Regions from separate parts of the Homo sapiens genome. Here region 1 is linked to region 2. Evidence: read pairs that join two places in POLR2A ChIA-PET (ENCODE). Cell type or tissue: K562. All regions are shown on one strand. Each heading gives the region's core, and the rest is flanking DNA. Links, peaks and the distances in the headings are about the cores only.

What was found. Peaks named below come from ENCODE experiments on the same cell type or tissue, not always from the same donor. Only the 100,000 strongest peaks of a DNase experiment are listed, where the experiment ranks them.
Region 1: POLR2A ChIA-PET joins it to region 2 with 5 read pairs; 11 of 35 experiments call an interaction of 5 or more read pairs at or near these places.

The regions. Positions count from the first base shown.
Region 1 is chr6:17,912,851-17,918,238 of GRCh38, forward strand. The region is part of intron 2 of KIF13A (kinesin family member 13A); the gene reads right to left. Among named protein-coding and RNA genes, the nearest start is that of KIF13A, 72 kb to the right of the region's middle. In K562, for the core only: no CTCF peak of the experiment used is centred there; no DNase peak of the experiment used is centred there.
Region 2 is chr6:17,969,677-17,975,064 of GRCh38, forward strand. The region is part of intron 2 of KIF13A (kinesin family member 13A); the gene reads right to left. Among named protein-coding and RNA genes, the nearest start is that of KIF13A, 15 kb to the right of the region's middle. In K562, for the core only: no CTCF peak of the experiment used is centred there; a DNase peak (open chromatin) is centred at 2,083.

The DNA of each region.
Region 1 (5,388 bases), core at 110-5,109, 57 kb before region 2:
TAAAAGGAGAATTTGTTGAGAACATATTTCTATAATTTCTCCTTTTCAGAACTCTTCTGAAACTTCAGACTTCCTTATATCTAATCTTTTTATTTTTCTAATTATTTTTATTTTTTATACGAGATAGGGTCTCACTATATTGCTCAGGCTGGTCTTGAACTCCTGGGTTCAAGTGATCCTCCTGCCTTGGGCTCCCAAAGTGCTGGGGTTACAGGTGTGAAACAGTGCTCAGCCAAATACATAAACATATATATATATATTTATATATTTTAAGCATCTTGTAGCTTCTGAATAAACTGAGACTGGTCCCTTTTACTAAGAGAATACTCTGAACTCAGAATAGCAAAGGGCAGGCAGGACGGGATTACGGGAGGAGCAGGGAGCTGGAATGTAGCTGTTCCCAGGACGGATTCTGAAACATTCTATGGGTTTGGGAAACTCACAGAATTTTCAGAATTCGTGGATACTAACATTTTATACACAGTGGGCACTCAATAATTAGTTGAGTATTTTTCTTTTCAATGAATCAACTTCTTATGCTTAAAATAATCTTGCATGGGTACTTCAAACATTCCTTGCTCTTACAGCAATTTAGCCACATGGAGCTGGAGCCTGTTCCAAAAAGTGCAAAATGGAAGAACTTCACCATTATTAAAAAGTTCCACCCCTGCTATTCCAGCAGGAGACACAAGATTTAGGAGAAATGTTATATTGAGAGGCAGGTGAGGACAAACAGCTGTCTGTGTTTCCTTCATTCATGTTCTCAACTCAAAGGATGCATAAGGAGGGGATGGTGAACTCAGCTGAGCCCTGGAAGTTGCAGGGTGTTTGTCAGTAACATCAGGGAAGAAAGGATCTGGTGTCAATCCACCGAGGGGGGATTGACTAAGTCATTCATCGACAATCTCCTGAAACTGAAGGAAAATCCACAGGGACCGGGATTGATGGAGACGCAAAATGGGACAGAAAGGCGGGCTGAGGAAACCAACTTTCAGGGAAGTGGTTATTACCTGGATGGAATCTGGAAACACCACCCAGCCCTGAGCTCATCAAAGCACAAGCTGAGGCTCAGTGCCAGCCTGTTTGTCAACTGTTGCTGGATCCCAGAGGAGAGATAACAATGTCTTCCAAGGTATGGGCCACAATCTCACCTTCCTTTAGAGGTCACATGCCACGATACCTCCCTCCCCTCAACACTTACAAAAGTATCAGTCCCTGATGGAATTCAAAAGGAAAAAGAAATGGTCCTTTATCACAGATGTTTCGAGAAGCACATAATCCAAGGCCATTTCTTAGTCTAAAGAATGTTCAGGTTAGAAGGCAAATCTCAAGTACCCATTACTAAATGCCAGAATAAGTGAAACATTTTAAATTTTTATTGCTTTTAAACTACATTATTTATAGTGACCCTTGTTTTTCACTAAAAAAGTGATGCTCTCTCTTCTGAAAGTCTTTAAAATATGCTGCCCAGAAGCTGAGTAGAATTAATTCAGAATAGATTTTCATTTCTATGCAATCAACCAGTTAATATAATTAAAAAAAATTACAATAAAATACAAAACTTGAGATGAATATGAGTACATCCACAATAACTATTAATTTAACACAATAATGTTTACATGGTCTATATGGGCATTTGCAAAATTAAAATCATACACATGCAAATGGGAAGTTTTATAAGATACATGACATTATTTTATGAAATCACTATCCACCAATAACGGATCCTCAGCCCTTTTTTCAAATGTCCTTCTGAAAAACAACACAGAGACGACTCTAGTCACGGGTCACAGGCATCAGGTAAAGTGTGTGGCAGGGTCTCTGTGGAGCAGGGTCTCTGTAGGGTGTTCTCCAGGCCACCTCACAGAGCTCCTGCTGCTAATTGCCATGGCTGCAATTCCCAGTTTGGGCGAGCCTAGTAAGAAACTCACCCTGCGTTAACCAAAACAAAATTAAGCAGAGAAAACATGGCTCTTGTGCAATTCTCTTGTCATGTCTTCAAAAGTATCACACAGTGAGGCTTTCCCAAAATGCAGCATGAAGCATCAAGAATTAAGCATCCCTGTGAGGTCATTCTCAGGATGAAATACACACTGGCCTATCTGCCACTATTAAAGACTTGACTTCAATTAATACACCTTCTGATGGACTCATACATTTAACTACCTGGTTTTGGTTTTATTTCCAAGATTGGTTTTCCATTTATGTGAGAGCTTGTACCTTGAGAGCATTTATCTATGGTAGCATAAGAGATAATATATTTGACTTTTCTACATTAGGGAGTCAGAACCAAACTTCATGCTCCATGTAATAGCTTCAGGGTTATTAGCTGAATAATCCCTTAGGTTACAGTTGAGACACACAAACGGCCTTTTATGAGAGTCAGTCCAGGAGCAGGGATGCAGAAGCCAGACTGCCCAGGTTCCATTCTTGCCTCCACCACTTTGTAGGGACCTTGGACCTGGTGCTTAAGCTCTCAGTGCCTCAGTTACCTCACCTGTCAAATAGAGCTGGTGTGGGGTTAAGTGAATTAACATATTATAAAGCTTTTAAAAGCAGCAGAGTAACACACGCGATGCAAGGCCCCTCATTTTCAGCCATTTATTTTACCTACAAACTTCTTTTCTCCATCTTCCATAGAAGCAGCTGTCATTGCTGATGCCAGATGCTTGCAGTTTGACAGCGTGCAGGACCTGCCACCTTGAGGACTCTGGGAGCAAGAGACCCCCTGACTCAGCAGCCTACTGATTCTGTAGGACATCACTGCAGAACCATGTAGTTTCAATGTCACATCGAGTTGAATCACCAGGACAGGAAAATTACAGTTCAGGCCAGGCACAGTGGCTCACGCCTGTAATCGCAGCACTTTGGGAGGCTAAGGCAGGTGGATCACTTGAGTCCAGGAGCTTGAGACCAGCCTGGGCAACATGACAAAACACCGTCTCTACTAAAAAGACAAAAATTAGCTGGGTGTGGTAGCAAGAGCCTATAGTCCCAGCTACCCAAGAGGCTGAGGTGGTAGGATCATTGCAGTAAGCCAAGATGGCACCACTGCACTCAAGCCTGGGTGACAGAGAGCCAGTCTCAAAAAAAAAAATAAAAATAAAAATAAAATAAAATAAAATAAATTACAGTTCAAATGAATCCCATGTCTATTACAAATGAGATTTTAGGAGGCATGCTAACTGGGCAGGATGGCGTTTCTCATCCTGATTCCCAATACAGACCTGGGAGCTACAAATGAGTCTCTGCCAATGACATGTCTGTGACAAAAGTCACACTAGTGGCAAGCGTTCATGGCAGTATTATTCTCTAGGTTAGGAAATATGACATTAAAAATCTTCATTGTGGACAGCAAACTAGGAATACAAGGATTTTGATTCTAGACCTACATAAACCTAAAAGCAGTCAAGGGGGGATCCAAGGACCCATTTTAAATTACATCCAACCACATTACAGAATAAATAAATGGGTAGGTAATAAGGAGCTTGCCCTCATGTGAAACCTCACTGTGTATATGACTTTCCTATAACGCCTGTTACCTTCCCAGAGCAGAATTCACTATGAGGCAAACCTGAGACCAATCTAAGGATGGCTAAAATAAGGTTGCAAGTTTCTCTTCCTGTTATGCTACAAACCCCATCAGGCTAGCTGCCATGTCTGAATCGGTTTTTATTACCTGCATTCCACTTAACAGCATTTTATTTGAATCTACTATTTATGCAGTTAAAAAGAAACAAATCTTTTTTCCATTAGACAAACTCACAACATAGACCCAATGAACACCATTATGATGATGGAATTCTTCAGAATAACACAGTCTCCTCAAATTGTATAGGAAACTCATTATTTGTGCAAGATATTTAGAGATTCACAACAACAGGAAAATACAAATGAATGGACAGGTTAAGAAATTTATTTAGTTTAGAGGAGAGCCCCAGGTATGAACAAGTGGCATTAAACTTTGCAGATTCTCCTATTAATATAACCCTGAGTATTATTGGTGAAGTAACAGTAGTGTAGTACTGCATTAGCAACTTAGTTCTCTCTTCCAAAAGGCATGAAGAAGGGAAGAATCTGTTAAATATTCGAAACTCATAATCTCAATACAACAAGCTATAAATAAAGCCACCATTACTATTGCAATACTTGAATGGACCAGGTCAACTTTACAAAAAAAAAAAAAAAATTCCCCACTAGACACTGTGCCCATAACCTTCATGGAGCTGCCACTGGGCTTGGTGTTGCTGTCCCCAAGATCACTAGAGACTGTGCTGCATTTCCATGATGCCAGAACACTTTACTCACATATTCTACTCTACGGGAAGGAGGAAAACGGAGGGGGAACTAACATTATTGAGCATATTCTACATTTTACACGATTCTTTTTTTTTTTTTTTTTTTTTTTGAGACAGAGTCTCGCTCTGTTGCCCAGGCTGGAGTACAGTGGCACGACCTCAGCTCACTGCAACCTCTGCCTCCTGGGTTCAAGCGATTCTTGTGCCTCAACCTCCCGAGAAGCTGGGATTACAGGTGCCCGCCACCACGCCCAGCTAACTTTTGTATTTTTAGTAGAGACGGGGTTTCGCTATGTTGCCCAGGCTGGTTTCAAACCCCTGGCCTCAAGTTATCCACCTGACTCAGCCTCCCCAAGTGTTGGGATCACAGGCGTGAGCCACTGCACCTGGCCTTACACATGGTTCTTGACACCTTATCTTATTCATCAATCCTTACCACTATTGAGGTGGACTCATTAGCTCCATTTCTCAGATGAGTAAACTGCTCACAAGACTAAGTAAAAGGCAAAACTAGGATTAAAACCTAGTTCAGGGCCTTTAATATATCCCCTTAACAACGTAGCTAACTTTGCAACCAGAATTATCTTTTTCAAATAAATTTCCTATCATTTACCTGGCTTAAAATCCTGCAACAATGCCTTAATGCACTTGGGATAAACAAATACCAAGTTCCAGATTGTCGTCTGTAGGATATGGTAAATGCTGCCCACCTTTCCCAGCTCCCATTTCCTTTCCACCCTCCAAGAATTCATAACACTTCCACTTTGGAGGCTTCAAGCTACTGCCCCCTCTGCCAGGAATACCCTCCCCTGCTGGTTCTTTCTCCCCCTTGGTCCAGAGAGGCATTCCCTGACCTTCCTGTCCTGGAATTCTGTTTCCTCGTGGCACCTGTTGCACTTTCTCGGAGTCATGGTTTGTTGTCTGTCTTGTCCCCTTTACAGAGCTGCACCAACAGGATGCCTAGGTCTGCCCTGCTTGGTGTCATGGACCCCACACCAGGCACATGGTAAGCACCTGGCCTGGCTAGAGACACCCATCTCGTTCCAAGCAGAGGCCGGGTCACACTCACCCTGGGTTCTCTCCTATCGGG
Region 2 (5,388 bases), core at 173-5,172:
ATAGAGAAATATTTTTACTTGCATATCTGGTTCTCTGGCATCCCTTACATGAATATATTTTACCCCAGAACTGTTTACTTGGGAAATCTTTTGGTTTTTGGCATTCATTTACTGACCCACTAAAATTTGGAAAATATATTTAGGATATTTAACAGAAGCATTCTAGTTTCCTTTGAATTTATTATTTTCTTTTAAAAAGTTTTAAAATATACCATACAAACCTAAATGCCTGTGTATTTACTTGTGTTTTCTTTTTTTTTTTTTGAGACGGAGTCTCGCTCTTTCACCCAGGCCGGAGTGCAGTGGCGCGATCTCGGCTCACTGAAAGCTCTGCCTCCCGGGTTCACGCCATTATCCTGCCTCAGCCCCGCAAGTAGCTGGGATTACAGGCGCCCGCCACCACGCCCGGCTAATTTTTTGTATTTTTAGTAGAGACAGGGTTTCACCGTGTTAGCTGGGATGGTCTCGATCTCCTGACCTCGTGATCCGCCCGCCTCAGCCTCCCAAAGTGCTGGGATTACAGGCGTGAGCCACCGCGCCCGGCCGTGTTTTCTTAAATAAGGGATTCATGCATGCTTTCTTAGAACAGTTTTTGATCCATTTATTCAATTTAAGTTTTTGTGTATAGAAATACATAAAAGCAGGCCGGGCATGGTGACTCATGCCTGTAATCCCAAAATTTTGGTAGGCCAAGGCGGTGGGGATCACTTGAGGCCAGGAGTTTGAGACTAGCCTGGTCAACATGGTGAAACCCTGTCTCTACTAAAAATACAAAAATTATATATATATATCAGGATGCTGAGAGAGGAGATCCAATGGCAGTGTGAAAGTAACTAGATTTCAGATCGCTTACATGCTTCCAGCAATTTGCCTGCTTCAATTACCAGGTAGTTTTCTTTTCTCTTTCCTTTTCTTTTCTCCCCTAACCCCCTTCTTTATTAATCTTAATGCAATATTTGACTTAAATATCTGCGTCCTGGATAGGCCTGGCCATGAGTGTTAATGACATGCACCTCCTTTTCCCTAATCCTCTTACTGAATTCTTTCTAGGGATGTTAGTGATAGGCTCAGATAGGAGTACTGAACAGACATAGGTTATAACCACTTAAAAGCCTTATATCCATTCACCTGAGCAGTTTGTCTCCAAAGAGCACACTCTTGGCTACAACACTTGATAGTGCTTTACAAAACTACTTATTTATACTCAACAGGTATCTATCAAAACAGTGCAAAAAGCAAATAAGAGATTTCCAAGGGAAAAGCTGCAGCTCAGAGACAAAGTAATTTACAACACTTTTACAAATTTCAATTTTATTTCGGCTTTTAAAAAGATTGGTGAGGTTATTTCAATACATCAAAATACAAAAACAAAGATGTAGGCTACCACTCAAAAAATTCAGTCTACATACAAATAACAGAGACTGGTCAATTTTTAAGGGAAAATATCCTTTAATGATTCTTAGTATGATCTGGCCTGAAGGACCCAAGATCCTCAGAACTCCAATAGCTGATGTACTATTAGACATCGCACACACCAGGGACACCTAACTGTACTTCACAGTTCAGAGTTCACATAGCTATGGTGGTATTTCCATCAATTTCCAGGAAAAGAGATAATTAATGTGATCACTTCACAAAATTAAATGTATCCAAGTTTTAAATTCTGAGATTATGTCCTTTCTCCTATTCTGGTGTTAAGCTGACCTCTATTTTATAATAAAATATTAAAATTTAGTAGCGGTTTGTTTTTTTCCTTTTTTTTTGACACAGGGTCTCACTCTGTCGCCCAGGCTGGAGTGCAGTGGTGTAATCATGGCTCACTGCAGCCTAGACCTTCTGCATTCAAGTGATCCTCCCATTTCAGCCCTGCAAGTAGCTGGGACTACAAGTGAGCACTACTACCACACCCAGCTAATTTTTCTATTTTTTGTAGAGATGGGGTTTTGTCATGTTGCCCAGGCTGGTCTCAAGCTCCTGGGCCCAAGCGATCCTCCCACCTCTGCCTCCCAAAGAATTGGGATTACAGGAGTGAGTCACCACGTCCGGCTTGCTCTTGTTTTAGTGTGATTACTCGGCATATTTAAAAGAGGCTGGGAACTCTCTGTTTATCCAAATTTTTATTTCTACTGTTTTTTAAAAATCCTTAAGTCTGAGAACCAATGAGCAAGGGCAGCTAACAGTCACTCTTGGAGGGAAAAAAACCAAAACTAGTTAAATAATAATCTAGCTAGAGAGCTTAAAAAAAATGTCCCTAGGATTACAGTAGACCAGCAATTTTTGAACACTATTTCCAATGCATAATTCATCATAAAAATGTAGACTAGGCTGTAATCCTAGAAAGAAGAATACTATTCCATCAAAGCCAACAATACTTCAAGGCTTCAAAAAACTTAAAGCGATATTACCATGCTAATGTTACCTATTTGTACTGTAACTCTTTGTAAGTCTAGATTCAAAAGGAGATGCTTAAAAGTGGATAAGGCTGCTCAAATTTAACACCGTTATCTTGATAAACCTTCCCCACTACTATCCTCCTTCCTCTTTATTCAAAACATTATCCTTGAAACAAGTAATTTTAAGGATCTTTCTCAATGTCATAATGTAACCATTCCCTGTTACAATTTGCATAGTGAATACTAAACTTTAATTAACTGTATGAATAGAAGTAGAGAGCAAAAAGGCAAAACAAAACCAAAAACAGTATTTCATTTAAAAACCTTACAAAGGTCCAATTACAACTGCAAGCTCAGCTATAAATCTTTACACATTCTCTCTTTAGCTGGGAAAATAGGTGGGCGCCAAAGGCATCAATTCTGAGGACTTGTTTTATTAAACCCTAGAACAGAATGTAAGTATGTTTAAAGGCTTGTTAATCTGTTCAACAAACTACATGTGGATTTATTGAATGTGGCCCTTCCAAAATCCGGGACAGATCTTTTCAACACTCGCAACAGATGCCTATGCAGTTCGTCGTTTTGCGCTTTCTGGTTTTCCTGAGGCTCCAGCTTGAGATACAGAAATATTTATGGTCATTTGTGGTGGGTGTGCAGTCTAGGGAGTGTCTCCCCAAGACAATACAAAGGGCCAACAGTAAAGAGCAAAGCTTCCCTTTCCTCAAAGGCTTCCTTCCTGTTCCTTGTCTTTGAGAGAGAGTGAGAAAAAAAAAAAAAAAAAAAAACAAGGCTCCAAACTTTTTCCCCTAAGGGAACTACAAACAGAGGTTTCCCTCAAGCCTCTTCTAACAGCAGCCAGTTCATCAAGCCCACAGACCAGACCCTGAAGAGCCCCATGGAATCAATAACCACTTTGCTTTTGAAAGAAAGGGGAAGAGGGCATAAACCAGAGACACAGACACACTAACCTGAGTTCATCCCACAGTGGAAGATAGGAAATATTGGAGATGAACTGGAGTTTGGTAGGGTTGCAGCAGAATCCTCAGAAACAAAACACGATGCCCAAGGAAGTTCTAAACCAACAATAAATGTCATTTCTCCACTCCCACACATATATACACTTGTTGCATAAAACAGCTGTATACCTTTAAGAACAGCTTAAAAATCACTGGATCCCACAAAGAACACAACTATATAAGATGACTACTAATTAAAAGATTCAAATCAGATGATTTTGTTATAATGTTCTGCAGACACAGGCAAAGGAGGTATGTAGAATGTCTGTAAGGAATCCAGGATTCTCAGCTAGCTGATAACGACTTCATGCTGCTGCTTTATTTCATTTGACACCTTCCATTCTCGTATCAGCTACTGCGTGCAAACCAAACCTCCCAAGAATGGTGACCCTGTCCTCTTCAGTTCACCTAACACCCTGGCCAAGAAGTAAATTAAAATGCAATGTATTTCAGCTCCTATAAATGTTACCTACTTACTCTATTTAACTCAACTCTCAAAGTACCGTTGGGATAAATCTGAACATTACAACTTAAAGAAAAAAAAAACCCTTACAGACTATCTAGTCCAGCCCTCAATTTTACAGATGAAGAAACCTAGCTGCAAAAGGATCAACAGCTATCTCAAAGAAGCAGACCAAGTCAGTGGCAGAATCAGATGGCACCCAGACGTCTCACAGTTCACTGTGCCATGCTGCTGCTCCATAGCCCAGATCGGAGCCTCTGCATGGATGTGGTCCCCATGGCTTTGCTAGAATTGTCACATCATTACAGGACTGGAAACAGGGAACTGGAGCCCACAACTCTCAAACCAGAAAGCTTAGAAAGAACCTGTGCCTTCTAACAAGTTGGTATCAGGTGAAGGATAGGCAAGTACTTTGCATTTAGATAAGTTAGGTAATTCTTTCCCCTCTAATGTAATTCAAGTAAAAACAAATAGCAAGATGCACTTTAATTAAATACATCTGTTTAGAGAGTCCTTATGTTAGGAACCTGGTTTTTTATTTTTATTTTTTTGAGACGGAGTCTTGCTCTGTCACCCAAGCTGGAGTGCAATGGCGTGATCTCAGCTCACTGCAACCTCCACCTCCCGGGTTCAAGCGATTCTCCTACCTCAGCCTCCTGAGTAGCTGGGATTACAGGCACACGCCAACATGCCCGGCTTTTTTGTATTTTTAGTAGAGATGGGGTGTCACCATGTTGGCCAGGCTGGTCTGGAACTCCTGACCTCATGATCTGCCCACCTCGGCCTCCCAAAGTGCTAGGATTACAGGCTTGAGCCACTGCGCCCGGCGGGAACCTCGTTTACTATACTAGACCGACGGTTTTCAACCTTGGCCACACATGAGAATCAACAGCCAACCATGTGCGTTAAGTCTTGGGCATTCAACCTGGTCAAACCTTTGGATGGCTATACCCCCAGACACTGTGGAGCAAAGACACGTCATATGTACTTTGCCCTGTTCAGATTCCTAACCTACAGAATTCATGGGTATTAGTAAAATGGAGTTTTTTTTAGACCACTAAGTTTTAGAGTAGTTAAGCAACAATAGTAACTGGGACACCTGGGAAGCTTTTTTAAAAAAAATCCTAGTGTCCAAGGTGCACTACAGCCCAATTAAGTGAGAATCTCTGGGTCTGGGACCCAACCATCTATTTTTAAAGCATCCCAGGAAATTCTGTGGTGCAGCTAAGGTTGAGAACCAAAGTCCACATCCATGTTGCTTAATGCACTGGCCACATATAGCTGTTTAAATCAATGAAAATAAAAGTTAAATTCCTTGATCATAACCACATGTCAAGTATTCAATGATCACATAGGGCTACTGGCTACCACATTGGACAGTGAAGATATAGCATATTTCCATCATCTCAGGAAGTTCTATTGGACAGTGCTGGTCTAGACTAGTTCTCAAAGCTTGGTCCCAAGCTACCAGCATCAGCCATCACCTGGGAACTTGTTAGAAATGCACATTCCCAGC